2 separate regions of the Homo sapiens genome follow, and region 2 is linked to region 1. Evidence: chromatin loops called from intact Hi-C (ENCODE). Cell type or tissue: HepG2. All regions are shown on one strand. Links, peaks and the distances in the headings refer to the core of each region. The heading gives the core; the rest is flanking DNA.

The links. Peaks named below come from ENCODE experiments on the same cell type or tissue, not always from the same donor. Only the 100,000 strongest peaks of a DNase experiment are listed, where the experiment ranks them.
Region 2: a loop joins it to region 1, with 7 times the contacts of the local background. A loop is called at or near these places in 2 of 110 quality-filtered maps.

Annotation. Positions count from the first base shown.
Region 1 is chr6:24,375,859-24,391,784 of GRCh38, reverse strand. It overlaps a transcript of DCDC2 not described here. Among named protein-coding and RNA genes, the nearest start is that of MRS2, 19 kb to the left of the region's middle. In HepG2, for the core only: a CTCF peak has its summit at 5,773; DNase peaks (open chromatin) are centred at 5,774, 6,164, 8,122 and 8,384; H3K4me3 peaks cover 2,320 bases.
Region 2 is chr6:24,323,203-24,339,128 of GRCh38, reverse strand. All of the region lies in intron 2 of DCDC2 (doublecortin domain containing 2), which reads left to right. Among named protein-coding and RNA genes, the nearest start is that of KAAG1, 26 kb to the left of the region's middle. RefSeq lists an enhancer at 14,704-15,401. In HepG2, for the core only: no CTCF peak of the experiment used is centred there; DNase peaks (open chromatin) are centred at 6,628 and 8,678; H3K4me3 peaks cover 278 bases.

The sequences.
Region 1 (15,926 bases), core at 2,755-10,754:
GCAAACTGGAGAAACAAAGTCGATGCAATATTGTATTATGGTTTTACTTTTCCACACTTATTCACCTTAAAGGCTTGGTTTCTTCAGGCCAGTAGTTTGCAACCTTTTGTTTAAACCTAAAGAACTGTTTGTATTTTTTTTTTTTGTAGAGGGTATAGAAATTCCGGCCACGTTACATTAGATGAAATGAACTTCCATGTAGTAAGTGTCTACACACTGATTTTTTCATTTTAGTGAGACTAATCTATTTTATTATAGATAAATGTTCCATTGTTATCAGATGATTTTTGACATGGTGAAAATAGCTTTCAGACTCTTCTTATTTTCACGAGCCTAAGGATACAAGGATCCCAGGCTGGGGATCTCAGTCCTAAAATAATTGCTTTTCCTTGGTTGCTGGAGGGATGACAATGTGTCTGTTAATCTGTTCTCTCTTTGCTCCTGCTCTCAAAGCACTTTTGCTAGCAGGCATATTTTCTAATGAAAACATTTAGACCCACCTGGAGTTAATTTAAACAATTTTACTCTCTTAGCATTTCTCCACGGGACAATAATACATATATGAATTTATATCTCATGCTTCCTATCGACCAAAACACTGAAATGTATTTTCTTTTTTTTTTTTTTTTTTGAGATGGAGTTTTACTCTTGTTGCCCAGGCTGGAGTGCAATGGCACACTCTCCACTCACTGCAACCTACGCCTCCCGGGTTCAAATGATTCTCCTGCCTCAGCCTCCTGAGTACCGGGATTACAGGCATGTGCCACCACACTTGGCTAATTTTGGGGTTTTTAGTAGAGACAGGGTTTTGCCATGTTGGTCAGGCTGGTCTTGAACTTCGGACCTCAGGTGATCCATCCACCTCGGCCTCCCAAAGTGCTGGGATTATAGGTGTGAGCCACCTCATGTGGCCTGTATTTTCTACTTTGAAAGACAACGGCTAAACATTGTAAGTATATCATAAGACAAAATAGCCTAAAAGAATGTAATCAGACATGAGACTGAGTTCATGAGAATCATATTTCCTGAATTTCTGATTTTATTGCTGGAGTTTTAGTGAAAATGTATTTGGCTTTGAATTTAATAAATACTATTTATAAAGTTTATGGCTTGTAGATTGCACATGAAAATGATTGTAGAATATTCTTATATCAGGATTTCTCAACCTCAGTTCTATTGACATTTTGGTCGAGATAATTCTTTCTGGGGATGAGAGGTGATCTGTGCATTGCAGGTTGTTTAACAATATTTCTGACCTTTACTCACTAGGTCCCAGTAGCACCCCTTCCCAGAGTTGTGACAACCAGAAATGTGTCTAGACATTGCTATTATCTTCGGAGTGGTTCTGGTTGAGAACCACTGTGTTTTATAATAAGGAGTAGGATCTACAAACCCCAAGACCATTCCATTTCTTTTTTTTTCTTTTTCTTTTTTTAATTTTTAGATGGAGTCTCACTCTGCCACTCAGGCTAGAGTGAAGTGGTGCAATCTCGTCTCACTGCAACCTCTGCCTCCTGGGTTCAAGCGATTCTCGTGCCTCAGCCTCCTGAGTAGCTGAGATTACAGATGTGTGCCACCACACCTGGCTAGTTTTTTGTATTTTTAGTAGAGATGGGGTTTCACCATGTTGGTCAGGCTGGTCTCCAACCCCTAACCTCAAATGTTCTGCCCACCTCAGCCCCCCAGAGTGCCGGGATTACAGGCGTGAACCACTGCACCTGGCCTCCCCAAAACCATTTCTTTTGTTTTAGAAGTTATATCCCTTTAAATGTTCATAGACATCTTCTTCACATATGGTAGATATTAAAATTTGTAAAACGGTTAGTAGACTCCAGCACTAAGTTAAATTTATTTTTCTTTAGGCTTTTATGACTTCAAATGTGTTCTGTTTTATTGTGTCCATTACCACAAAATGAAATCCCAACTTTGTGAGCTTTTTTTTTTTTTTTGAGATGGAGTCTTGCTCTGTCGCCCAGGCCTGAGTGCAATGGTGGGATCTCGGCTTACTGCAACCTCCACCTCCCGGGCTCAAGTGATTCTCCTGCCTCAGCTTCCTGAGCAGCTGGGATTACAGGTACCCGCCACCATGCCTGGCTAATTTTTGTATTATTAGTAGAGATGGGGTTTCACCACGTTGGCCAGGCTGGTCTCGAACTCCTGACCTTGTGATCCGCTCACCTAGGCCTCCCAAAGTGCTGGGACTGCAGGCATGAGTCCCCTGGCCCATTTTCCTTTTTAAAAACAGCACCTACAATGGCAGGTGGGCTTCTCTGAGGTCTGTGTCCATGACCTATCTGAGGATTCCAGGAGATGCCTTTTCCCATGATTTTCAAGAAGTTTGGCCACAGGAGGGAGCACTATTCCTAAGCTTGCTTGTTTATTCTTAACTATTTTTTTTTTTTTTTTTTTTTTTTTTTTTGAGACGGAGTGTCGCTCTGTTACCCAGGCTGGAGTGCAGTGGCGCGATCTCAGCTCACGGCAAGCTCCGCCTCCCGGGTTCACGCCATTCTCCTGCCTCAGCCTCCTGAGTAGCTGGGACTACAGGCACGCGCCGCCACGCCCGGCTAATTTTTGTATTTTTAGTAGAGACGGGGTTTCACCGTGTTAGCCAGGATGGTCTCGATCTCCTGACCTTGTGATCCGCCCGCCTCGGCCTCCCAAAGTGCTAGGATTACAGGCGTGAGCCACCGCGCCCGGCTATTCTTACCTATTTTAATACGTGCTTGTATTTTAATATAAGATTGTCAGAGAGAGTTAATTCCTATCTAGAAATCAGAAATATAACTAGATTTTACATCAGTACTCTGAACACATCTCCTTTCTTATAATCTAAGCTCATGCTGCCTGACACTGAATTTCTTTTTTTTAGTTACCATTTTTGAAATCAGTACTGTAAGATAGTACCTCAAGGTGAAAGATTGCTGCATCACATAGCTATTTTAAAATAATTTCTCAGAATAAGAGTATTAAAACTAACATTCTCTACTTTGAAGAAAATGCGTGGCATATGGTGACAGTTGATAATTGGTGCAGCCTCTACCTTTATATGAGATTGATGGGTATATTGAGAAGGTGTTGAATGTAAGGTAGCATTTTTTTCTTTTTCTTTTTTTTTTTGAAACGGAGTTTCTCTCTTGTCACCCAGGCTGGAGTGCAGTGGCGCAATCTCGGCTCACTGCAACCTCTGCCTCCCAGGTTCAAGCAGTTCTCCTGCCTCAGCCTGCGGAGTAGCTGGGATTACAGGTGCCCACCACCATGCCCAGCTAATTTTTTGTATTTTTAGTAGAGACGGGTTTTCACCATGTTGGCCAGGCTGGCCTTAAGCTCCTGACCTCAGGTGATCCACCCACCTCAGCCTCAGAAAGTGCCGGGATTACAGGCATGAGCCACCATGTCCAGCCCATTTTTTTCTTTTTATAAGCATTTAACTTCTGTCAAAATGTTTGAGATTCTGGCTTGTAAATATAGTGGATCTTAACAAGTGTACATTTGTTCTGTGCTAAAAAATAAATGTACACACACTTCATATTGTAATATGCTTGAATTGGCTCTGGATAACAGCCAAGAATGATATAGCAAATTTCATGAGAAATGACTTTAACATAATTTAGTTTTGGGAGCTAGAATTAAATAGAGTAAAACTTTGTAAGACATGGTGTACCATTTATTAAATTTCACCATTTTATCTATTTAGAAACCCGGTTCACTACAGGATATGCCTCTGTACTTTCTGCTGCCTTCTGCCTACATGATCAATGTGAAGCCAGGCCCAGACATGTCTCATCTAGAATGATTTGAGAAGAATTTGATTTCACTTTTCTGAGAAGGTTGGGAAAGATTCTGACTTTATCCAGTTTACCAGACATGGCAGTGAAGTAAGTGTGTGTGTGTGTGTGTGTGTGTGTGTTGTTGTTTGTTTTTTGTTTTTGTTTTTGTTTTTGTTTTGAGATGGAGTCTTGCTCTGTCACTCAGGCCGGAGTGCAATGGCATAATCCCGGCTCACTGCAACCTCTGTCTCCTGGGTTCAAGCAATTCTCCTGCCTCAGCCTCCTGAGTAGCTGGGATTACAGGCGCCCGCTGCCATGCCCAGCTAATTTTTGTATTTTTAGAAGAGACAAGGTTTCACTATGTTAGCTAGGCTGGTCTCGAACTCTTGACGTCAGGTGATCCGCCTGCCGCAGCCTCCTAAAGTGCTGGGATTATAGGCGTAAGACACTGTGCCTGGCCGGCAGTGAAGTTTTAAAACTGATGGAGAGGTATCTGCACCTTTTAATTTTTAAAAATTTCTTTTAAATGATGTTGCTAAATGTACATTTTAATATAATGCTATGTCTAAGGGAGGGTCTCAAAGTATCCAAATTTTGATACGAGATGGCAGAACTTCAGGGAGCCAGCAAGTGCAGGGCATGGGTTTCAGGTTTAGTTGATGAATAGTCTAGCTAACTGTTCATCGGCTAACCTGAAGCCCATGTTTCTTTCAACCCTTCTGATTGGGAGTGTTTCTAAACTGTATTATTCTTTTCTGCAACAGTAAATAGTGATTCTTTGGTGATCTGGGCTATGTTTATAAATATAATTTTTTATTGGTGAATACCCTAGAATTAGTTCTCATGTCAGATAAACTCACTTTTAGTTTCCATAATATCTTACAATCGAAGTGGTTGATGAGAGTGCAGACGGTTCCCAGCTTACAGTGATTCGACTTATGATGCTGTAAAGGCAACACGCATTCAGTAGATACCATACTCTGGGTACCCATAGGACGGCCAGGCAAGGTGGCTCATGCCTGCAATCCCAGCACTTTGGGAGGCCTAGGCAGGGGGATCACCTAGGTCAGGTGTTCAAGACCAGCCTGGCATACATGGTGAAACACTGTCTCTACGAAATAAAAAAATTAGCTGGGCATGATGGTGGGTGCCTGTAATCCTAGCTGCACGGGAGGCTGAGGCAGGAGAATCGCTTGAACCCGGGAGGCAGAAGTTGCAGTGAGCTGAGATTGCGCCATTGCACTCCAGCCTGGGCTTCAGAGTGAGACTCCATCTCAAAAAAAGGAAAGAAAAGAAAAAGAGTACCTATACAACCATTCTGTTTTTCTCTTTCAGTACAGTATTCAATAAATTACATGAGGTATTCGACACTTTATTATAAATAAGCTTTGTGTGAGATGATTTTGCCCAACTGTAGACTAATGTAAATCTTCTGAATGTGTTCAAGCTAGGCTAAGCTGTGATGTTTGCTAGGTTAGGTGTATTAAGTGCATTTTCACTTAGAATATTTTGCATTTACAGTAAGTTTATCAGGACAAAACCCCATTGTAAATTGAAGAGCATCTGTAAAGGAAGATGGCTAGATCCTAAGAAGACAGCTACCAGCTTTGTTTCTTCCTCTACTGGGAAACTTCGTGATTTCGAAGGTGAAGAAATGTTGATGGCAACTGGACTCTTTTTTTTTGAGATGGAGTCTCGCTCTGTTGCCCAGGCTGGAGTGCAGTGGCACGATCTCAGCTCACTGCGACCTCTGCTCACTGCAACCTCCACCTCCCAGGTTTAAGCAATTCTCCTGCCTCAGCCTCCCAAGTAGCTGGGATAATAGGCACGCACCACCCTGCCCAGCAAATTTTTTATTTTAGTAGAGATGGAGTTTCACCATGTTAGCCAGGCTGGTCTCGAACTCCTGCCCTCAAATGATCTGCCCGCCTCGACCTCTCAAAGGGCTGGGATTACAAGCATGAGCACTAAGCCCGGCTGAGCATAGACTTTTTAGGAAAGGCCAAGTGGTGGCAGCATCCAGTTGTACATGTAATTCTGTAGGAGAGATTTGCGATCTACAGCCTGGGATGACTCCCTATAGTCTAAGGTAACTGTGATTACAAGATGTGCCATTTTTTAATGTACCCTTAACAAAGAAAAAATTTTCTGATTAAATGATGACACAGTGCCTTCTTATGACATAGATTTTCAAAAATTTTATACTTACTGAAAGTATTCTTTTTTTTTCAAGAGACAGGGTTTTACTTTGTCAACCTGGCTGGAGTGCAGTTGTGCAATCATAGTTCACTGTAACTTTGAACTCCTGGGCTCAATTGATCCTTTCACCTCAGCCTTTCAAGTATCTAGGGCTGCAGGTACACAGCATCACGCTTGGCTAATTTTTAAATGTTTTGTAGAGATAGGGGTCTCAATGTGTTACTCAGGCTGGCCACAAACTCTTGACCTCAAGTAAGCTTCTCACGTCAACCTCCCCAAAGTGCTGGATTTATAGGCATGAACCACTGCACCTGGCCAAGTATTCTTTTAGACTTACTTATACATAGATTTTTTTCTTATTTCTCTTTTTTGGACATATATTTTTATAATATAACATTCTCTTACGTTAACAGAGAAATGCAAGCAAAATTTTAGTTAAGGCATTTCTAAAACTTTATTTCAATTCTAAATCGTGTTGTAATCTTAAAAAATATCAGGTAACCTGCTCGGGTCCCCTTCTGTGCCGTGGGGAAGCTTTGTCCTTTCGCTCTTCACAATAAACTTTGCTACCGCTAAAAACAAAACAAAACAAAACAACAACAACATCAAAAATCATTGTAAAAGTCAGTTAAACTTAACATCTGAGATAATAACCATGCACACATCTCATCTAAAGTGATGACAATGTGAACAGTATGATGAAGTTCTGATTTGCTCATGCAATCACCTATGCCGTGACCACCACCTGGCCAGGACAATTACTTGTAAGAGTTCATTGACTGTAAGGCACATCCTTATTTCAGAGATTTAAAGATGTGGAAAAAAATGTGCATCTTGGTGCTAGAGAGGATGTGGAGAAACAGAAATGTTTTTACACTGTTGGTGGGAGTGTAAATTAGTTCAACCATTGTGGAGGATGGTGTGGTGTTTTCTCAAGGATCTAGAACTAGAAATACCATTTGACCCAGCAATCTCATTACTGGATATATATCCACAGGATTATAAATCATTCTACTATAAAGACACATGCACACATATGTTTACTGTGGCACTATTCACAATAGCAAAGACTTGGAACCAACCCAAATGTCCATCATTGATAGACTGGATAAAGAAAATGTGGCACATATACACCATGGAATACTATGCAGCCATAAAAAAGGATGAGTTCATGTCCTTTGCAGGGACATGGATGAAGCTGAAAACCATCATTCTCAGCAAACTAACACAGGAACAGAAAACCAAACACCACGTGTTTTCACTTATAAGTGGGAGTCGAACAGTGAGAACACATGGACACAGGGAGGGAAACATCACACACTGGGGCCTGTCGGGGTGGGAGTGTAGAGGAGGGATGGCATTAGGAGAAATACCTAATGTAAGTGATGGGTTGATGGGTGCAGCAAACCACCATGGGACGCACATACCTATGTAATAAAACTGCATGTTCTGCACGTGTACCCCAGAACTTAAAGTATAATAACAATTAAAAAAAAGTGCATCTGGGAAAAAATGAAGTGTGGTGATTTGTTTCTTTTTTTTTTTTTTTTTTTTGAGACGGAGTCTCGCTCTGTCACCCAGGCTGGAGTGCAGTGGCGCGATCTCCGCTCACTGCAAGCTCCGCCTCCCGGGTTCACGGCATTCTCCCGCCTCAGCCTCCCGAGTAGCTGGGACTACAGGCGCCCGCCACCGCTCCCGGCTAATTTTTTGTATTTTTAGTAGAGAAGGGGTTTCACCGTGCTAGCCAGGATGGTCTCGATCTCCTGACCTCGTGATCCACCCACCTCGGCCTCCCAAAGTGCTGGGATTACAGGCGTGAGCCACTGCGCCCGGCCTGTTTCTTCCTTTCTCTTCTCCTCCTCTGGTTTAAGTAAATTCCTGATATTCGTTTTGCCATTTGTCTCCCTCAGATTAAAATGGAGTTGATCATGGTTGAAAAATTACATTTAGGTAGGGTTCAGGGTGTGCTGAGTAACATTTTACTGCATTTTTAAGTTAAATGTTCTTAAAACTTTTTTATTCATAAAGATGCTTCAAAATGTGCTTTTAAAATCTACATGCAGTATGGTTTCATTGTATTATCTGAAAATGTCACTGGGAAATGATCAAAAAGATTCCCAAACTGAGGGGTTGAAAAATGCTATATTGGGCAATTACTGAATCTTCTGTAGTTTTTGAGTAAGCTGGAACCCAATATATGTGAGTAGAAAATATTAGGATGTCTATCCTTAATAATATTATCTCCTCTGCTGCTCACAGTCTTATCAACTGATACAAAATTTTTTAATTAAAATTTTCAACCTTTGACATCAGAACATCATAGTTCATTAAAGTAGCCCTTTCCATTAATTCCAGAAACTGGACTCCAGTTAACCAGTAACTTCTGTATCAGTGACATAATTTCCTGCACAATTGTTACTTTGTAATGGTTAACTTCTCTCTTAGTTGTTCGCAGCAGGGGGTAGTTTTCTTACTTTTTTTTTTTTTTTTTTGAGACAGAGTTTCGCTCTTGTTGCCCAGGCTGGAGTGCAATGGTGCCATCTTGGCTCACCGCAACCTCTGCCTTCCAGGTTCAAGCAATTCTCCTGCCTTAGCCTCCTGAGTAGCTGGAATTACAGGCATGCGCCACCACGCCCAGGTAATTTTGTATTTTCAGTAGAGACGGGGTTTCTCCATGTTGGTCAGGCTGGTCTCCAACTCCCGACCTCAGGTGATCCCACTGCCTCGGCCTCCCAAAGTGCTGGGATTACAAGCATGAGCCACCATGCCCAGCCTAGGGGGTAGTTTTCTTTCATGAGTCTGCTATTATAATTCACGGTGACTTAAGACATTTTACCCTATAATAAAACAAAAACCTCTGAGTAGTAAGAGATAGTACTGTTTGACCTCAGTAACTGTCCATGAACTAAAAAAAAATCCATGAAAGTTACTGACTAAAAAACTGATAGTCCAAACTGGACTATACCAGCAGCAGCCTTTTGATGAGATGGAGTCAGACACTTGGCCATCTAAACACAATTGTTGGTATTAAAGGATAGTGAGAGTCTTTTGAAGAGAAAAAAAGAAAAGAATACTTTGTTCTGAGGTTGTGTAGAATTAAGGTCAGAGGAGAAATTTAGCCTGTCAGTAGTGTGAAAATACGAAAGAAGCCCCTGGAAAATTTGAAACAGGGTGAATCCAGTTTCATTTCATTGTTCTATTGCTCAAACCTTAAATTACAGAAGGATTAGCACAGTTTAGCAAAAGTAACAACAAAAAACCAGCAAACTCAGATGTACACTACTTAAATTTTTGCTTTAATGAAATCTGATAATAATTTGTATGGGCAGCAAGCCAAATCATAGACTTCAATTCTTTAGGGGGAAAAAAGGCATTGACTGCCTAATATATTTTGGCTTTATTGATTTTTTTAAACATTGCTTCTGACTAATGTACATGAAATTTTTATACCTGTTTACTTAGTGATTATGCATATAAATAATTGAGAGCTGAGAAACAGAAAAACAAAACTTAGTTTGATGCAGTAACTAGCACCTGATATCATTCCTGAGGTATTTGCCGGAGTCTGTAGAGTCAAGCAGAAGAAAATGAGCAACAATTTTATTAACTCCTAATCTTAGAGGGTCTTGCTCCCATTGAGAGTGACAAAAATAATTTAATTGTAAGTGAAGGACATGAAAAATTGCCTGGAGTATTGAAAGGATTTTGAGCTTAGCTTGCCCAGTTTTATGAAAGTTTTTTCTCCCCATGGCTGGACTGTGAAATCACCATGGAGGAGAAATTGCTTTATTTAAATAGCTTGCCTGCCTTCCTTCCTTCCTTCCTTCCTTCCTTCCTTCCTTCCTTCCTTCCTTCCTTCTTTCTTTCCTTCTTCTTCTTTCTTTCTTTCTTTCTCTTTCTCTCTTTTCTTTCTCCTTCTTTCTTTCTTTTTTCTTTATCTCTTTCTTTCTTTTATTTCTCCTTCCTTCCTTCCTTCCTTCCTTCCTTCCTTCCTTCCTTCCTTCCTTCCTTCCTTTCTTTCCTTCCTTTCTTTTCCAATAGTGATGAGATCTTATTGTGTTGCCCAGGCTGCTCTCTAACTCCTGAGCTGAAGTGTTGCTCCTGCCTCAGCCTCCCAAACTGCTGGAATTACAGGCATGAGCCATGGCACCCCGCTTTTAAATATATTTTCTGTGTAAAGACTCTAAGAATCTGTGTAAAGAATCACAACAAACTCCTGGTAAGAGAGTAAATTGTGCCGCAATTAGAATTACTCAAAGAAAAGTTTTAATAGTGCGTCTACTTCTGCTGTTCTGCAGCCAGGCCAGCTTAGCAGCATCTTAAGCCTGCCGCTGAGGCAGAAATCATTTAAAAAACCAATCTCTGTCTCTGTCTCTGTCTCTCTATCTCTCCTCTCTCTTTTTAAAGATTCTACATATGAGGGAGATCTTACAGTATTGATCTCACTGTGTCTGGCTTTTTCAGTTAACAGATGAGTGAGTTCTGGGGATCTAAGGTACATTGTGGTGACTATGGTTAATAATATTATCTGATATACTACTTGAAATTTGCTAAGACAATAGACATTAAGTGTTCTCACCACACATACAAATGCTAATTATGTGAAATGAGAGATGTGCTAATTAACTTGATTGTGCTTATTTCATAATGTATATGTATATCATATCATCATGTTGTATACCTTAAATGCATACAATTTTTTAACGTGTTTTTCTAATTCTTTTTTTTTTTTTTCTTGAGACAAGACTTCACTCTGTCACCCAGGCTGCAGTGCAGTGGTGTGATCATGGCTCGCTAAAGCCTCAACCTTGGACTCAAGTGATCCTCCCACCTCAGCCTCCCAAGTAGCTTGGGACTATAGGCCCACACCACCACACCTGGTTAGTTTTTTAATTTTTGTAGAGATGGGTTCCCACTGTGTTGTCCAAGCTGGTCTTGAATTCCTGGGCTCAAGCCCTGGGCCTCCCACAGTTCTGGGATTACAGGTATGAGCTACTGCACTCGGACTACAATTTTTATTTGTCAATTATACCTTAATAAAGCTGAGGCAAAAATAAGCCAAAGCCCATCTCTTTGGTTTGGTCCTCACTCCTCATAATTGATCAATTCTCCCGGGGGTTCTGATTTTCTGTAACTATAGTGTATTACTTTATTCTTCAGCTTCCAGAAACTAGCATGTATAAGAACAAATCTATGATAAAAATTATGTATATTGCCAATAGATACACTGAAACACATCAAAGGGTGAATGAGTTGATGATCATTGTAGTGCCAACTCCTGCCACATCCTTCTCTGGTAGCTCATGCAACGGAACTCTCTCGTAAAATCTCCTTCCTTGATACTTTGATGTTTAGACATTTCTTCATTCGCCACTTGCTTTCTTCATCTTCAGTCCACTTTAAGACCTGTGGGTCTATCCACTTTCAAAGAAAGGAAGTAAATGGGCATAACTAATATATGTAAACCAGGCACTTTTTAGAACAAACAATATGCAAAATAAAGGGGGGTGGTGATTGGTTAGAAATGGTACTTCTGGCATTACAAATAATGGATATTATAGGCTAATTTGTGTCTCCCCACAACATTCATATGTTGACATCCTAACCTTGGTTGACTTTTATTATTATTATTATACTTTAAGTTCTAGGATACACGTGCACAATGTGCAGGTTTGTTACATAGGTATACATGTGCCATGTTGGTTTGCTGCACCCATCAACCCATCATTTACATTAGGTATTTCTCCTAATGCTATCCCTCCCCCAGCCCCCCACCCCCCAACAGGCCCCAGTGTGTGATGGTCCCTTCCCTGTGTCCATGTGTTCTCGTTGTTCAACTCCTACTTATGAGTGAGAACATGCGGTGTTTGGTTTTTTGTCCTTGTTATATTTTGCTGAGAATGATGGTTTCCAGCTTTATCCATGTCTCTGCAAAGGACATGAACTCATCATTTTTTATGGCTGCATAGTATTCCATGGTGTATATGTGCCACATTTCCTTTATCCAGTCTATCACTGATGGACATTTGGGTTGGTTCCAAGTCTTTGCTATTGTGAATAGTGGCCCAATAAACATTCGTGTACATGTGTCTTTATAGTAACATGATTTATAATCCTTTGGGTATATACCCAGTAATGGGATCGCTGGGTCAAATGGTATTTCTAGTTCTAGATCTTTGAGGAATCACCACGCTGTCTTCCACAATGGTTGAACTAATTTACACTTCCACCAACAGTGTAAAAGCATTCCTATTTCTCCACATCCTCTCCAGCATCTGTTGTTCCTGACTTTTTAATGATTGCCATTCTAACTGGCATGAGATGGTATCTCACTGTGGTTTTGATTTGCATTTCTCTGATGACCAGTGATGATCAGCATTTTTTCATATGTCTGTTGGCTGTATAAATGTCTTTTTTTGAGAAGTGTCTGTTCATATCCTTTGCCCACTTTTTGATGGGGTTGTTTGTTTTTTTTCTTGTAAATTTGTTTAAGTTTTCTGTAGATTCTGGATATTAGCCCTTTGTCAGATGGATAGATTGCAAAAATTTTCTCGCATTCTGTAGGTTGCCTGTTCACTCTGATGATAGCTTCTTTTGCTGTGCAGAAGCTTTTTAGTTGAATTAGATTTCTATTTTGGCTTTTGTTGCCATTGCTTTTGGTTTTTTAGTCATGAAGTCTTTGCCCATGCCTATGTCCTGAATGGTATTGCCTAGGTTTTCTTCTAGGGTTTTTATGGTTTTAGATCTTACCTTTAAGTCTTTAATCCATCTTGAGTTAATTTTTGTGTATGGTGTAAGGAAGGGATCCAGTTTCAGCTTTCTGCATATGGCTAGATTGGCCTTTTTTTTTTTTTTTTTTTTTCCAAATGAGACAGGGTCTCCTTTGTTGCCCAGGCTGGAGTGCAGTGGCACACTCATAGCTCACTGCAGCCTTGAACTCCTGGGCTCAAGCAATCCTCCCACCTCAGCTTCAGGTAGCTGAGACTACAGGAATGCACCACTGTGCCCTGTAGCAAGGTTGGTTTTTAAAATGATTTCTGCCTCAGTGGGAGGAATTAGAAGCTGCTAGGCTGAATTTATATGCCTGCAGGACAGCTGAAAGTAGATGTAATATTGAAACTTTTCTTTGAGTAATTTCACTTGTGGGTCTTGGGTTGAGTTTCCCAGAAGCAGATCTTGAGGCAAGGATTTGTACACAGTGATTTATTCTGCAAGTGTTTCCTGAGTAATTGGTAGGACATCAGGTAAGGCAACATCCCACCGAGTGCAGCTTCAACTTTATTCCACATGGGAGCTCTGAAGTATATATCATGCCTCCAAATTAGTCTGACCTAAAGCAAGGGTGCTGGGCTTTCATACTCTCACAATAGTCGGTCCCAGCAGAAGGGACAGAGGTAGGAGTGGGGTGGTGGTAGGGAGAGTGGTGGGGAGGGAGAGAAATCATCAGACACTCTCTGCTCTCTGCCAGTTTGGATGATGCTGCTCCAGTAGTCTGAAGACAGTATGCAAAGAAGAGTCACGGGCATGGCACACAGAAGCGGGAGGGGAAACACACACAAGTGCCGAATGGAAGCCAGTGGATCTGGACAGAGCACCCACAGTGCCTATTTCAGGTAGTGAGGCACTGACTAAACTCCAGGCAGGGTCCTTTTTCTTCCTGCTCTGCTGTATTTTTACTGGGTCTGGTCAATTTCTGTTTACATAATATTTAGAATTTACCATACTATTTGGACAAGAAAGAAGAAAGATTTACCTTAAAAAATAAGAGATAACACTTTTTGGTGCATACAATGTGCTGGGCACTTCTCTAAGCAGTACACCTTTTTTCTGAGATGGAATTTTGCTCTTTTTACCCAGGCCAGAGTGCTGTGGCATGATCTCGGCTCACTGCAACCTCCGCCTCCCGGGTTCAAGCAATTCTCCTGCCTCAGCCTCCTGAGTAGCTGGGATTACAGGCACCTGCCACCATGCCTGGCTGATTTTTTGTATTTTTAGGAGAAACGGGGTTTCACCATACTGGCCAGGCTGGTCTCGAACTCCTGACCTCAGGTGATCCACCCCCCTCGGCCTCCCAAAGTGCTGGGATTACAGGTGTAAGTCATTGTGCCCGGCCTATGCTCTATACATTCTTTTAATCCTATATGCCAGTTTTATGGATAAGGACACTAAGGCTTACAAAAATTAAGTAACTTTTCTATTGGTGATACAGCTTAAGTGATGAAACCAAGATTCAAAATCAGGTTTTGAGTATCACGTAAAAATAAAACAACACAACCAGTCTTTTTTGAAGTATAATGACATTTTCGGTGAAGCAATTTAAAATCAATTTTGAGACCATCTTTATGAAATAGATACAAATGTTTACTTAGTTAAAAGGCTTAAATAGTTTGATGAATGGGTTGGAATGTGTATTTGTTTTGAAATATAATGAATCTCTAGTCAGCTTTTTTTCTTAATTTCTCTCTCATAGTAAAAGTCTAATATTACCAATAAATATTGAGCAAGTCAGTTTCAGAGGTGAAACTGAAAAAAGTCCTGAAAAAAGAACTCTGGCTCTGGAATATATATTTTTGTTCACATCTACATGCTATCTGGCATAGGAAAAGTGCAGTCCTTTCAAGAGTAAAGTTTTGTTCCCAGCGGACTGTGGCAGCTACGTAGTCCATCTGACACATTTATTGACTCCAGTGAATTTGGCTGTGGTTGAAGACCTCAGGCAATTTTTTCTTCCTTGCTGTGAAATAATTGTCTAGAGACAGGAGAATCCTCCAGATGGCTAGTTAAATGCCTCCAGAAGGCCTGGGGCATTGGTGAATCTCTCCGAGGATTTTTGTAGTTTACAAGTGGCTTTTGGTTGAAGAATCTCATTATTCAGATCCCTCAGAATGGGATCTCCAAGGTGGCGTGTTTGTGAAGGAAATTGTAAAGTAGGTATGTGGTTGCATCTCAGCATTTCTGGGTAAAACTCTCTAATGCGGAGTTTCTTTCTTTTTTTTTTTTTATTAAAAAAACAACATTGATATTTAAAATTGTTTCTTTTTTTTTCTAGCATTATTAGGATTTTTTTTTTTTTTTTTTTTTGCATATACCTGTCTTCCTCACTTTCATGTCTCAAACCCCTATATTTTCATACTGGAGGTAAAATGGGCAAAAATTAATAAGCATAGCTTGCCAGGTTCTTGCTTCCATATGAAAAGTACATGTGCATCCCATAGACTTCTCCGTCCAAATTTCCCCAGTTATTTCTAGGATGTCCCAGGGAAGGAGCTCTTAAGTCTGTACTGCTTCTCCATGTTCCTCATTCTCCACTCTAGCACCCTTTGGTGCTATTTCCTGCTTCTGCCTCTACTGCTCGTGCAGCCAAGTGCTGGCCCCTGGGCACTGTTACCGCTATGGGATGACGCTGTCTCTTGCCAGCACCATTGCCTTGGTTATGCTAGAGTCCTCAGGGGCCCAGGGAGCCCTGCCAAGACGACTCTGCTCCCTGCACCAGAATGACTCTCACCTCCCCCTCCCTCTTCCATGTTACATTTTACATACAGTACAAAAGAAGAGCTGTTTGTGTTCAGTGCGTCATAGAATTTATATTGAATACGTATTTCAGGTTTTACTTGTAGCCACATCCATTCTCCATGAGTTCAAGGAGACCGAAACTGACAAATGTGATTCTGGGCTTACATCACATTTAAGCTCGTCTCCCATGACCTAGGCTTTGTGACTGGGACCAATTTTACTTCTCTACTTCCTTTTACTTCAGGATCTGGTTTTTTTGTTTTTTGTTTTTTTTTTTCCAGGAGATGCCTTAGTTTCTCATAAAAATACATTTCTGATGGGTCCACCTAACAGTCTGTCAGGCATGCTCATATATCTGTGAATCCCAGTGATAGATACAGCTGAGACTCCAGCTAGGATGCCTCCCTCCCTCCTTCTCTCCCTCCCTCCTTCTCTGCCTCCCTTCCT
Region 2 (15,926 bases), core at 4,074-12,073, 54 kb after region 1:
CAGATGAGAGAGCACAGGGTACATTTGAGAAACATACATGTGCTGTTTGGCTGAATCACGGGAAGAGGTTGGGATAGAAGGTTGGGAATGGAACTATGTGAGAGATAAGGCATGGGAGGTAGAGAGGTACCAACATCAGGGGTTTTAAAAAGTAATTTATCTTTTTCCTAAAACCAACCAAAAGCTGCTGGGCATGGTGGCTCACACTTGTAATCCCAGCACTTTGGGAGGCTGAGGTGGGCGGATCACCTGAGGTCAGGAGTTTGAGACCAGCCTGGCCAACATGGTGAAACCCCCTCTACTAAAAATACAAAAATTAGCTGGGCGTGGTGGTGTGTGCCTGTAATCCCAGCTACTTGGGAGGCTGAGTCAGGAGAATCACTTGAACCTGGGAAGCAGAGGTTTGCAGTGAGCTGGGATCACACCATTGCACTCTAGCCTGGGCAACAGGAGTGAAATTCTGTCTCAAATTAAATAAATAAAACCAACCAAAAGCTATTGAAGGGATTTCATCAGGGAATTGACACAATGACTCTTATTGCTACAGCAAGGTTGGAGGCCAGGCGACCATGTGTTGGAGGTAAATGTGCCACTCATGATGGGAGAGGCTGTTGAGATGGTGGAAGGATTAGATTTGAGAAACAGAGCTTAGTGATTGAGTGGATGTGGGGTAATGAAGAAAGATTAGCTGGATGATTTTTGAGTTTCTGGCCTGGGCTACTGGATAGATGGCATTCCCTTTCGTGAAGACAGGGAATACAGTTGTTGTTTTTTTTTAATGGCGGTGACAGGCAGAGATATTTGAAGCATTAACTTTTGAATATTGAGCCAGCCTAAATGTTAGAAGATGCACAAAACTGGAACTCACTGTGAGTGTTTGTGCATGTGCACATGTGTGTGTATGTATTTCTTTGATATGTGTTTAGTCAGTGTTGTTCTAAGTACTTTACAAAGATGATATAATCCTCACAACAACCTTATGAAGTAGGGATTGTTATTATTCTGATTTTACATGGGAGGAAATTGATAATGAAAACATGTTTCTCAAGAGCTCACAGATGAGGGACTGTGTGTTCATGTATTGTGTGTTAATGCAGAAGGAAGCGTTTCCTAAGAATTAATGCAATTTAATTAAAAGATGATCATTCAGTGTCTTTTTGCACTTGAAAGGATGTTTGTGGGAGTGAAGGGTTTTAAAATTTTTTAATACCTTGATTTAATGATGATAAGAAGGATAAAATATATAAGAAAGACTAAAGAATTAGGAAGTGAATCCAGAAAAGGGATAAAATATTCTTTCAATTTCCTTAATAGTCTTTTTTTTTTTTTTTGAGACGGAGTCTTGCTCTATGGCCCAGGCTGGAGTACGGTGGCACCATCTCAGCTCACTGCAACCTCCGTCTCCCAGGTTCAAGTGATTCTCCTGCCTCAGCCTCCCAAGTAGTTGGGATCACAGGCACGCATCACCACACCCAGCTAATTTTTTTATATTTTTTTGGTAGAGATGGGGTTTCACCATGTTGGCCACCTCGGTCTTGAATGCCTGACCTCAAGCGATCCGCCCACCTCGGCCTCCCAAAGTGCTGGGATTACAGGTGTGAGCCACCGTGCCTGGCTCTTAATACTCTTCTTTAACAAGTCATCATTAGTCACAAAATATTGCCGGGAATTATTTTAGTTGTATTCTCAATTGACATTTTTTTTTTTGGCTTTGCAAATATTCCCTATAGGACAGGATATTTATGTTGAATGTTTCCAATACAGTGCTTGAAAAGGCTTTGGCATATCTGCTTATAAAAAGGCTCCCATAGGAAACCAGAAATATTTTTACATGGAAATTTACAACAGAGTGTGAAGAGATTACAGAGAGATATATAGAGCTGAGAATCACTGAATGCATTTTTTATTTATTTATTTTTATTGTACTTTAAGTTCTGAATGCATTTTTAAAAAGTTTTTACTGTGCTACTGTCAAAGGGCCATTTGGTTTCTTTAGCTGTTTTTTCCAGATGTTTCGAGTAACATTTACCAAGTTACTAAGCAAAAAACGCAACTTGAAGGATGGGAGGAAGATAATAGGGGAGAGCATCATGTGTTGGAGACAAGCTACTTTTCTCCCCAAGATCTCAAGGTGTCAGTTCTTTGATCTTTATGAGCCTCATGTTCCTTATCTAAAATGTGAAAATAATACTACTATCTTTTAAAAATTATTGTGAGGATTAGAAACATATAGGTATGTGTTTAGCTCCTAGCACTGTACCTAATACATATTTAGAATTCAGTAAATGGAAATTATGCCATGTTGTTGCTGATGTTACAAAGGGCCACATTAATTGAATAGCTCATAAGTGAAATAAGACAGGGTTTACTTCTTGAAGACTGGGTATTTGGAAAAAAAAATAAAAAAAAAAGGCAGGGATCACTGACATTATATTGGCTGCTTTATCAGGCTGTGACTAAAAGGAGAAAATGCAAATGCACATTAAATGTAAATGTAAATGTAAATGCTTGGTCAGCTACAAATCCCTCTACAAATGTTATGTGATACTTATCATTACTTCTAAAAGAAGTAATCATAGAGTGAATGTTTGATAAATAGTTGAGATCATTATTATATAAATATATGAAAAGGAAAATATTTCAGCAAATAAAATAGCACATAATATACTTCTATGTGTGACTGGATCTTGGAATTGTTCTTCACATGTTTAGGGTTTGCATAATTTCACAAAGACTGAGAGATACAGAGAGAGTAAAATACACTGTGAATTAGCCAAGAGTTTTCCTTGCAATAAGTGGAAAAAAAAAGAAGTCTCTGCTTCATTTTAGCAGAAAAAGAATTTTTGAAAATATGTTAAATATCCTTCAAAATCTCTGGTGGGGCTGGAGAACTACGTTGAGAGAATAAGCAGCCAGGAAATCAAGACAGCCAGAACCCAGATTACACTATGTCACCAGGACCAAGCCATTAAAGACAGTCCTGCCACCACCATTGAACAGTGGAGACATTCAGATTTTTAGGCTACTGCCCCCAACTTTTGACAGTGGATATTGTAAATACTTCCTCTAGAACCTGGATTTGGTTGCTGTTGATGGCATGATTATACCTTCTTTGCTTTGTTGGTCCATCAGTACTGGCGTAAAAGCCTGGGTGGGACTACTGGGCCAAGCTAGGTGATATGGTTTGGCTCTGTGTCCCCACCCAAATCTCGTTGTAATCCCCATAATCCTCACATGTGGAGGGTGGGACCAGGTAGGAGGTGATTGGATCATGGGGGCAGTTTCCCCCATGCTGTTCTACTCATAGTGAATATGTTCTCACGAGATCTAATGGTTTTGTAAGGCAGTTTTCCTTGCTCTTGCTAACTCTCCTGCCACCACGTGAAGAAGGTCGTTGCCTGCTTCCCCTTCTGCCATGATTGTAAGTTTCCTGAGTCCTCCCAGCCATGCAGAACTGTGAGTTAATTAAACCTCCTTTGTTTACAAATTACCTAGTTTTGGGTAGTATCTTTATAGCAGTATGAAAACAGACAAATACAGTGGGCTTGGCTGCAATAGGCTGACAAAGTGAACATCTGGCCTTTTTACCTTCTGTGGGTGGTGGTGGGATCTGCTTCCCTGCCAGACACATATGGTTGGAATTCTATTCAAATAGAAAACGCATTCAGATGCTGGAAAGCTGAAATATGACAAATACTTACTATACATCCTTTGATGGTCGAATAACCACATATCTTTTGTTTCTGCCAAAATTAATGCCGCTAATTCTAATGCTTTTGAAAATACACTCCTCCTCTTCAGGAGGAGGCAACCTCAAGTCTCTTTAGTTATCGCATCCTATCTCACTTCTCACAGGGCACATTTGCCTGGTGAATGGCTTTGTGTGCTTTGAAAAGACTTTGAGGAAGACTCAAAGCAGTTACTTGTGATATTATTGTAGGATCCTTCAGCAAAGTACCAGGTCTTCCCTTCAATTTTGGGGGCTGTCAGGTCTGGTAATTGACTGTGGGGTTGAGATGACTGATAGTTTACATCAGGCCACAGTTTACATGATCTAGCTATTTTTTGTTACACAAATCAAGTAGAGGGTTGTACAAGTCTTTTAATCTTGGGAATCTCGTGATCATTTAGTCACCATCATAAAATCCATTGATTGTGGTTACCATGTTTGCTGTGCCGCCCTCTTGTGACTGCTCTGCCTGCTTTGTCTCTGGAGAATAAGTGCTGTTTTTCTCCTTTTGCCACCCCAGGATCCTGATACATCACTGAAACCAGAAAGCCCGTTTCAAATGCAGCATCTTCCACCAGCATGTCTGGTCTAGGGAGAACAACAAGTAGAGTACTTTTAGAGTTGCTGGAGCAACATTCTTCACCAGTGTGTTTCTCAAGGCCTCGTTGAAGGGAGTGTGTTTGGGATCCTCACTTGAATTACATAGATAGAAGATTAGTGGGTGGGGTGCTCATGCCAAAGCTACTCCACAATTTCTGTTTCCTTTAGCCTTTGAATCCCTTTCTCTAAGTTACATGTTTACTGTAAACAGATAGTAAATAACTTAGGCTTTGCAGGCCATATAGTCACTGTGGTAACTACTCAACTCTGCTGTGGTAGCATGAAAGCAGCTATTGATGATTTGTGAGTGAATGGGTGTGTCTGTGTTCTAATAAAACTTTATTGGAAATCAGAAGATAGACAGAATTTGGCCCATAGGTCATAGTTTGCCAACCTCTGCTCTGAGTTACCTTGAAGAAAATTTGGCATCTTAACCTTATTTAATGAGGGCCACCGCAAGTCCTGGTTTTCGTCAACTAGCTAAGCAAAAACTCAGAGCTATCCAAGATAACATATTGTGTCCAGCATTTCCAGTAAGTATACCCATGATAAAAGAACAATACCTTTGTTTTTTTCATTTGACTCTCTATGTACAACCTTCAGAAGAGAATGATACTTTGTCCAATGTTAGTTCCAGCTAGTTTCCAGTGAAGACATTATCAGGGACTATGGAATTATTTAAAAACAAATTCCACTAATCATGCTTCAGAATTACTGTACTCCAATTAGCAATAACTACAAACTAGAAGCCGGTTTTGTTTGCAAGGGCTATCTTCCCTGCTCTATACCTGACTTTCCTCCTATGTTCCTTCTCCTCTCTTCACTTCCCACTATCCATTCCAGTTTTGAGAGTCATAAACCTTCCTTATTCTCACTGCTTAATCATGCCCATCAGTTATAACTCCTGTTTCTGAAATTCACCCTCTTCTCTCCACTTCTGCCACCTCTACCATCATAACCCAAGCTACTGTACACCTTGCCTGATTTGCCTCAGTAGTCTCCTACTGTGTCTCCTTGCACCCATTCAGCTTTTGCATTCTGTTTTATATTTTATTTCATCCAGAATATGGAAACACTAATCTGATCCTGTTACCATTGAGTTTAAAACTCATCAGTGACTTCCTGTTACTCTTAGCATAAAGATAAATGCCTTAAACTTAGCCTGCAAGACTTTACATCAATGTTTTTTGGACTTCAGTTCATGAATCTTCAGTACGTTGAAAATCAATTTAGGTAGTTGTGACAAATGTATACAAACATAAAATAGAACATATCAGGCTGCACTAGAGATAGCAAAGATAAGTACTGTTTTGTGAAATTGTGATTTTGGTTGCGTGTGTGTGTGTGAATTGGATTGGATTGCAACATAAGACGTATTTCTTACTTTGAGTTCTGGTCAATAGAAGTCTGAAAGATACTATGTGTGTTCTGGGGTCGTCATACCTTTCAGGATCCACAGTCTAACACTTCCTTTTGCTCTCTTTTCTCTGACCTTGCCACCGTCTTTCAAGAAGTGGAGTATGTTTTTTCTCTCTGGGAACCTGGATGGAACTTGGGACTACTTGGAAGAATAAAATGCAATGGAAGGGACATGGCATGACTTCTGGCCTTTCTTCTGTCCACAGCATACCTGTGCTACCTCTTATCTCAGGGCCTTTGCACATGGCTGTTCTCTTGAGTTTGGAACATTCTCCCTCATTCTTCTTTTTGCCTTTTTTGCTCATATTTACCCTAGCACCAGTGTCATTTCCTCAGGGAAGTCTTGTCTGATTTTCCTAACTAGGTCAGTTCCCCATTATTGATATACATCAGGCCTTTCTCCTTTGCAGCACTTGCTACAGCTGAATTTTACCTTTGTGGGGTTGCATAGCTGAAGTCTAACTCTCCTCCTAGATTGTAAACTCCAAGAGGTTAGATACCATGCCTGTTTATACTCATTTTTATACCAGCCCAGCATCAAACACAGTGTCTTGTGCACAGAAATATGTGTGTGTGTGTTTGTGTATTTAATGAATAGTAATCATGCTGTTTTCCTAATATATGAAAATGGCTGTAATGAGTTTTTGCTTTAAATACTACTGTTCTTTTATGTTTTAAATTGCTTAGTTTAAAAAAAACAAACAAACTGTTCCAATTATTAAGACAACATAGTGAGTCACCCCAAAACTTAGTACCGTAAAACTATGACTTATTCTGCACCTGGATTCCTGTGTGTCAGGAATTCAGGGAGGGTGCAGCAGAGATGCCTTTTCTTTGCTTCACGATGTCTGGAGCCTTAGCTGGAGATCTAAAAGCTGTAGGCTGGAACCATCTGAGGGCTGTTACACATGCATGAGTGGTGACTAATGTTGGCTGTCATTGGGCCCTGGTTCCTCCTCTTCACCTGACTTTTCCATGTGGTCTCTTCTTGTGGGCTAGATTTTCCTTCCTTACAGAATGGTGGTGGAGTTCTAAGCTGGGAGCAGGAAAAAAGAGGGAGACTGCGAGGAAAAGATGCTTGGACATCACGCAGCATCACTCCTATTGCATTTATTCTTCCAGGCAGTCCGAAGTCATATCCCGGTTTTCGGGGAGGGGAAATAGATTCCATCTCTTGATGGGAAGTGGCAAAATTATAAAAAAGAATGTGAGCCAGAAATATTGCTGTGGCCATTTTTGGAAAATACAGTCTCCCACACTGGGAATGTATTTCAATTACAATTCATTTAGATATGTAGCTACCGCATGCCTTTAGATGTCAGTATATTTGATGGTTACTTTGTGAATTTCACACAGGGTCTCTTCCTTTCCAAATCTCTTATTTTTTAGCCTCCTGAAATGAAGAACTGATTTTTCACCTAATTGCTTTCAGAATTAAATACACTTAAAAAATAGTTGTGCAACATGTTTATTCCAATCTATACATAATTTCTCCTTCTTGGTTTTCTGGTTGCTGAGGAAGCAACACTTTCTTTTGGAAATTTTTTCCTGTGGAGGATTACCAATATTGGAAAAAGAATATGAAGAAGCTACTGAGTTTGATCTCCTGAAATATAATCTGTCATCAGAATCAAGTAGAAATATGTTATTACATGTACAATTTAGTCTGAGAAATCTGTATACTCACATGCAGATAATCTAAAAGAAGTTACTTTATATAATTATAAAAAATACTTAAAAGCATTTAGATATTGCTGAGTATATCCAAATATTTCTGACGAGATTCAAATATCTATTTAGATATAATAAAGGTTAATTCTAAATATAATTATTCAATAACTTTTGTACTTTAGTATCGCATATCAAATAAAGGATTAGATTTAAAATATTACCATTTTGTATATAATATACGACCCATTCTAGTCCATATCATCTATTCCTGTCCTAGCTACTCAGGAGGCAAAGGCAGGAAGATCGCTTAAGGCCAAGAGATCAAGGTTGCAGTGAGCTGTGATTGTGCTACTGAACTCTAGCCTGGGTGACAGAGCAAGACTCTGTCTCTGAATTAAAAAAAAAAAAAGGTATATATAGACAACTTAAAAAACTTCAAACTAAGAATTAACTTTTATTTATTAACACTGTATAAGCAATGGCTCAATGCACTTTAAAGGGTTGAGTAGAGAGAGCTATGGGAATTATACATTGTTACCAGAGGGAATTCTCTTCCCGTCTTCCAGTTAGATAGGAAAGATTTTATAGAAGGGGCGATATTTCATTAGCTGTTTGAGTGAAAGAAGGAAGATGCCAGGAAGAGCTGGAAACAAAAGAAAGCAAATATATATCTTTATCATCCTGGAAGGAACAGGGAAGAAGCCTTCATTTTTTTGCCTTCTTTTTATTTCAATATTCTTTTTCTCCTCAAATATTGTAGTTTTAAAGTAAATATCCCAGTTGTTATAATTCATCTATAAACGATAAAAATGCCTAGTTTCTAAAACTGCAATTTAAGCCTTTTTGGCACTACTCTGCTGCGTAAGGGTTCATCGCAGTATTGAAAAATATGATTAAACCACAGCCTACCTAGACTTCTCTTATTCAGATAGAATAATTTCAGTTTCAAACATCATTCCCTGTGGATCCTGTTTCTCCATCCCTCAGTTGCTATGGCTGCCCACTCTTTCCTTTCTAAGTTCTCTCTGTCCCCCTTGAGCTGTGGGATCCTGTGTGAACATACTAATCTTGAAAGAGATGAAAGAGTATTGAATGGCAAAGATAGCCTGCCTTGCACACTAGCAAAGCAAATTTACAAGAGAGAAATTCTTTCAAGTGTTCTTTGTGGTGGTCCATTTTAAAAGGTTTTCTGATAGTTTTAGAGGCCAAATTCCTTCTCCTTTTGAAGCTAGACAAAATGACTTTTTAGAGCAAAGTTGCCCAAACAATATGTTTGTACAATGTGACCTGACCCTTTACTTTGGTTTATTATTGTACTCCCCACGGTGTGAAGATTGAAATTTATCTTTTGATACATAGGGCAGGTTTTAGAGTCTTTGGAACAGTACGTGTAGAAGTTACATTCAGCCCGGGGTTGTTTGGTAGTTGGTAACCTGGAAACGTAATTGCCACAACAAGCCATCCAAACAGTTATTCTTCTGAGTGCTCATAATGAAAGTAATACCAGGAGGGATCAGCCAGGAATTGACTAGACAGCCCTTGCAAACAAAACTGACTGCTACATTTTGGTTATTGCTAATTGGGGTACAGTAATTCTGACACACATTTAGTGGAATTTAAAAAATAATAATAATTCTACAGTAGTCCCTGATAATGGGTTCACTGAAGACTTTAGTTGGGACTAACACTGGATGGAGTATCATTCTTTTTTCATTTGAGGGGTAAAGTAGCTAATTTTTTCTTTGTATTCAAGAAAGTGTAAGAGACTTGCTTTCTTAAATAAATGTGTTTTTCCTCCAGTATTTCATACCATGCAAGTATTACAATTCAATGGAAAGGAACACAGTGTGGGCATTTGAACACAAGCCTCTCCCTGCCTGCCCCCTTTTTTATTCATTCATGTCTTCATTTTGGTATTATAAAAATAAATGCTGATAGAAGATAGCGCAGGAAAGAATGTTTCATGTGGGATGGATTTTGTGTCATCTCATGGATTCCTTGAATTATTTGTATTGAATGTAACTAAGGCACAAAGCAAGCTAGGCCTCTTGTTGCAAAACTTAGATGAATCATGGCAATGGGTAGCTTGGTTCTAACTCCAATTCCCCATTCTGTTTGGAATATTGGATGGCTAATGTTAAGTTGTTGCCCAAGTTGCCTGTCTGCATTGTATCTTAAGTTCCAAGTTATTACCATTCTTTCTTACCGTACCATTATAATTTTGGGATTGCAGGGTGAAAATGAGGAGTTGAAATGAAATAGGATAGCAATGGTATATTTTTCAACTACTCTTTCAATAAACCTAAGTTGAAAAGAGAGATTTAATTCAGCTTGTTTTTCTTCTTAATATTGATACTTACATACTCAGGAAAACAAACAAATGATAAAGTCTGTCCAGGAAGTCTAGCTTCTGTGCAAAGGGAATGAGGGTTAATATTCTCCTTCGGTTGTGCTATTTTTTTGTGTGCATACCTCTTTGATTACATTTACTGCCTACATTTTGGGTGATTAAGCTTCTTTAGCCTGAATCATCTCTCCAAACTTTCATTTATGTGTTTCCGTCAGTAGGGAGGGCTCATCATTTTTTACCTAAATGCTTCTGTTTTGCGTTGTTTATCATTGAGAGATGGCATGGCATGGCATGGTGGAAAAGACGTGAATTTTGGAAACAAATAGCCTTAAGTTTAAATCCTGATTCTAGGACCTATAATATAATTTCCTCTGTGGAGACTGGAAAAAACTAATGTTTATCTTAGAGCTGTGGTTATCAAGAAATATTAAGTAAATATCTATCATGTATCGGATACATGATGTTGATGAAAAATGAGAACTATGTGGCTCCTGCTTTCCAAGGAAGAGCTTGTTGTCCAGCAAGCGTAGATATGCGTACAAATAACTGTAGTAACCTGTAGTAATTGCTTCACAGTGTCTAAGCCCAATGTTGATAAGCATTTCAAGGGGCATGCAATTAATATTGCATGATAAGGGAATCAAGGAAAGGACACTTCAGAGAGGAGGTGGTTTTCGAAAAATCAGTAGTTCAGTGGACCATTGAGGGTGGGTTAAAAGGCCAGGAGTAGGGACATAGAACCATAAAATTTAGCAGCTGTGTTGGCTACTAGTTTGATCAATATACCTCTGGGGCATGATTGGCCATGGGCGTGGGTTTGGCCCTCAAACTTGGCAGAAGGGGGCTCTGGCTATAACAAGTCCCAAAAGCAGGGATTCTCAACTCTTGGGACATTCAAACTATACAAACTCCCCCTGTGCCCTAAGATATTCAGATACAAGTTATGGCCTCAATTAGTTGAACTTATAAGCCTTGCATATTCAGATGTCCAAAGTACAGCCAGTTTGATATTCCTTATAGAGTACTTTACAGAAATCTAAACTCCTTATTACTCAGAGATCTAATAATCGTAAATGTAAATCTACACAAGGGAATCCACTTTAAAATCCTCAGTTGTCAACAACTCAGTGCCAGTAGGCAGGGGATTTAGAATTACTCTGTGACCTGAGCAATAGGGCTTACCAAGTTTCCTGTATATACAGAGGAGATGTATGCCCTTGAAGAAAGTATTTCTCTTTGGTTCTTGAGCAAATAACATTTATTAGATATCTCGGACACAGAAACTCTTCTTGTTAATTGTCAGAGAATTTCTACTTCACTTAGAAAGTGTCTGTATTTTCATCCATGCAAATGGAATAGCGTGAATCTCATTTCTTTGTGCTTGCCATCTCTGCCATCTGTCAAAGAGTAACACATGTTGGGCATCAAAGAATGCATCAAGCTAAACATATATTAAGCAGAGACTAGCAAATGCAAGGAGAAAGACAAGCACATTTGAGAGGCTTTTAGAAATTTTTTTTATTTAAAGAATATTCATTTTGTTTACTAGTAACACTCCATAAATTCATTATAAGTTTATAATGTTGCCAGGCGCGGTGGCTCACACTTGTAATCCCAGCACTTTGGGAGGCTGAGGCGAGTTGGATCACCTGAGGTGAGGAGTTTGAGACCAGCCTGGCTGCCATGGTGAAACCCCGTCTCTACTGAAAATACAAAAATTAGCCGGGTGTGGTGGCGGGCACCTATAATCCCAGCTACTCAGGAGGCTGAGGCAGGAGAATTGCTTGAACCCGGGAGGCGGAGGTTGCAGTGAGCCAAGATTGGGCCCTTGTACTCCAGCCTGGGCAACAAGAGCAAAACTCCGTATCAGCCAATAAATAAATAAATAAATAAATAAATAAATAAGTTTATAATGTTGATTGACTAAAAGTGGACTGTTGCCATGAAAACTAATTATATATATGAAATGCAGACACATTACATGCTGACAGTTGCTAAAGACCCTGAAGCTATTAGCAGAAATTAGTTTTAAGTAAGCAAGATTAACAAAGTGTCAACAGCAATGAAAACAAAATGCTTATGTAAGGGAGAGAGATCTCAGGGTTTATAGTCAAAAGTCCTAAGCTGGGTGGCCCGTGGCCTCAGTTTCCTTAACTGTGAATTGGTGACGAAAGCAACACTTGGCCTAACCTAGGTTTCCCTGTAATTCAGTTCCCCTCATCAAATACATACTATCCAGTTAATTGTAAGTTTTGACAGTGCAGTTACCCTGACTGACTTGTTCATGGTTACAGAGGGATCCATAGACATTTGTTGCCTCCAATTTGCCAGGTGCTGAGCTGTGCTGAAGGAATGAGATTATGGTAGAACACAATCCTTGGCCTCAAAGTGAGCCCATCTATCTGGGGAGTAGTTAGCAAATACTGCAAGTAGAATACAGTATGGTATGGGTTAAATGAGGATGTAAATGAACATTTTTATGCATTTTTTTTTTTTTTTTGAGACAGGGTCTCGCTCTGTCACCCAGGCTGGAGTGCAGTAGCATGATCAAGGCTCACTTCAGCCTCGATCTCCCAGGCTCAGGGAATCCTTCTGCTTCAGCCACCTGACTAGCTGGGACTACAGGCATGTACCACCACACCTGGCCAATTTTTTGCACTTTTAGTAGAGACGGATTTTTGCCATTGTTGCCCAGGCTGGTCTTGAACTCTTGGACTTAAGCGACCCACATGCCTCGGCCTCCCAAAGTGCTGGGTTATAGGCATAAGCCTCCATGCCCGCTCATCATACATGCTTTTTATTGATACAAATGATGGTGTTTTTTTCTTCTGCTAGATAAATGTTGGCTTCCTTTCTATATCTGCTCTCTTTATAGTTAATATATATATGTCACCCAGCTCTTAACATGCTTTGTATGATTTTTAATTTTATGGATCATCTATAGTAAATTTTAAATTTTTGACTAATTTTCTACTATCCAGGGAGCTCTAGGGCATGGGGGGGTCCTTCTATTGGTTGGTGTATTCTAAAAATGGAGACTCTTTTTAACATTTAACATTAGCTTGAGTCAAAAAGAGAGGTGGTAGGTATCCCGATGAAATGAAAAGGTCTGATTTCCTCCCTCCCTTCCTTCCTTCCTTCCTTCATTCTTTCCTTCCTTCCTTTCTTCCTTCCTTCCTTCCTTCCTTCCTTTCCTTCCTCTCTTTCCTTCCTCTCTTTCCTTCTTTTTATTTTTCTCCCTGTCTTTCTCTCTTTTTTCCTCTCTTCCTTTCTTTCTTTCTTTGGTTTTGGAACTTTGCATGAAACTTGATCAATAATTTTAATTCTGCATTCCTACATATGTTGATAATAAAGAAAAATTACAGTAGTTTGTGGTCTGGGATTCAACATGGGTGTGGGGAAGGAAGAACTGAAATAATATCAAGTAAATATTATGGTAGTAAGAACAGAGAGGTTGTGACACTGAAAAACAGTTTCCCAACCTTTTAATTTTATTTAAAAACCAGAGACATGGTAAAATAAATGTGACTCATTTCTCATTCACATGTATAATATATATATTTTTAAAACAGGCCTTGATATTATACTAAGGAATAAACTCTGCTCTATAGGCTGAGATGTGAATGTGATGAAGAAGAGAGAGGGAGAAGAATGTTCTGGATTTTCTCTAGTATGTTATATTAAAACATAACAAAAATCCACTGCACCTGCTATATGTACCCTGAACTTGCAGAAAATTTTGTGGAATATGTTTGCTGAAAAATTCTGGACTAAGAGAACATGATGATGCTAATGTGACTGAAATCTTTGATTCTTCTTTGAGGAACAACCTCACAGAAATGGGGCCATCAGGTCTCCCTTGCGACATCTTCAAGCATGTGAGGGACGTTTAGTTTCTTAGAGAAGACAATAACCCCCACTCATCTTTGCCAGTGGGAGCCAAGATCTAGGTTATTCTTCAAGGAAGACAGTTGATTGAGGCTTCCAGCCTCTCACATTTTCTCTAGATGGCACAATAACTTACATTCCATGCTGATTTTCCTTTCGCCCAGAGGACCTCATAATTTGCTTATTTGCTGTAACATAAAAACGGATCACAGAATAAAGATGGCAAATGTAAGTGAGCGCTTTTATTTGAGAACCGAGGAGAAGTGTGAGGAAGTAGATATCGTGCTCTCTCACTCCTAGATGGAACGTTTTAGTTTTGACCACGGGGCTCTGGAGATTCTGGTTTTGGATTATTCTAAGAGGAGAGGGTCTCTTCAGGGAACCTCTGATTCCAAGGCATTCTCTGTGGTAGGCAGGCTGAGAGTAAGACGAACATGGCCTTACTCTTCATTGCATTTAATGTGAAATCCTTTCTTCTACTTCTTGTGCTGTCTTTGATGTAGTTGAACTATTTGAGATGCCAAAGTGTCATAGCTCTCTCTCTCTCTTTTCTTTCTTTCTTTTCTGTCTTTCTTTGTTTTTTTTTTTTAGACAAGCTCTTGCTCTGTCAGCCATGTGGGAATACAGTGGCACAATCATAGCTTACTGTGGCCTTGAACACCTGGGTTCAAGTTTTCCTCCCACCTCACCCTCCCAAGTAGCTGGAACTATAGGCATGAGCCACCATGCCTGCTTAAATTTTTAACTTTTTGTAGAGATAGGGTCTACTATATTATTCGGGCTGTTTTTGAATTCCTATCCTCAAGCCAGCCTTCAGCTTTGGCCTCCCAAAGTGTTGGGATTACAGGTGTGAGCCACTGTGCCTGGCCCCAAAGTGTCATAGCTCTTTGATGAGCTACCCTCACCCAAACAATCCAGGGAGACGAGGCAAAATATGAAAAAGATGGGACAAATAGGGAACAGACTTTGATTTTCTTGCTAACAAATATTAACAAGTGAGACACACTCAGTATCATAAACAACTTTTGCTTTTGCTTCTGCAAATCTGGATGGACCAAATACAGATTTTATTTCTTTATGTGTTTTTCTTAAACCAGTTTCACTGTCATTCATTTTCCTTTCTTAGGTGAATGTGTTTCATTCTAGTAGGATAGAGATTAGCTTACAGTGGGCTGATTAGGTAAGGGGGTGGTCACTGGGGCCATTGACAGTTTTAAACTGTTACTTTTTGCGAGCTTCTTACATTTTTTGAGGAAAAAACTCACTGAACCTTGAGCATTCTTCTGTATCTACATCAGGTGCTTTGACCTCCTGGATGGTGCAGTTTTGATGTGAAAGTGAGGTTCTTTTGACCCAGCTCTACCCTTAGGGAATGCAAATATTTTTCCAATTAAGCTTGGTTCACTGGTTAACTACAAGCCATTGTTTCTCACTGTTCTGAGCTAATAAGCTTGGTATGTGAAAAAAGACCTCCCTCTGAATATTAGTGACAAAACCCATGAGTGATTTCAGGGGCTAACTGTACTTTCTCCTCTGTTTTAGTGGTATGATAAATAATTACTTTAGTGTTAAATATAGTTTGAGTACTTTTTGTTGTTCTTTTCAACTTGCTTCACAAAGTAATAGAGGATCAAATTTCTTTGAAACTAAAACAAAACCCAATGTAAGCAAATGACAGAAGTTTATGCTTAAGTGCTTAAATGTAGTCTAGTTACAGATGGAGATTGTTGCTGGTTGCCTCAGGTGGTAGTTTTTATCACACTGTAAGTACATACTTGTGCTTGATTATTGGGAGAAGACAGGGAGAGAGATGAAGACAGGGAGAGGTCTCTTATGTATTAGATCTTTTATTTGCATTAAGGTCTATTAAGCATTATATTCATTGAACTTTTCATTTTGAAATGATTTTAGAAAAAAGTTGCCGAACTTACAGAGAATTCTTTGTATACCTTACTTCACCCAGTTCCTTTGTTAATGTCCTACATAGCCATAGCATAGTTATCAACACTAGAACATTAAAATTGATACAATTACCTAATCTACAGATCTTACTAGAATTTTGTCAGTTTTCCCACTGATATTTTTTTCCTGGTCCAGGATCCCATCTAAAATCCCACGTCTTGTTTGGTGTTCCTATCTCCTTAGGTTCTGCCAAAACTAGGTTGTTTTGATAGAAAACTACCAAACTACCAACTACCCTGTGACTGTTCCTCAGTCTTTCATGACCTTGACAATTTTGAAAGTCAGTTATTTTTATTTTTAAATTGA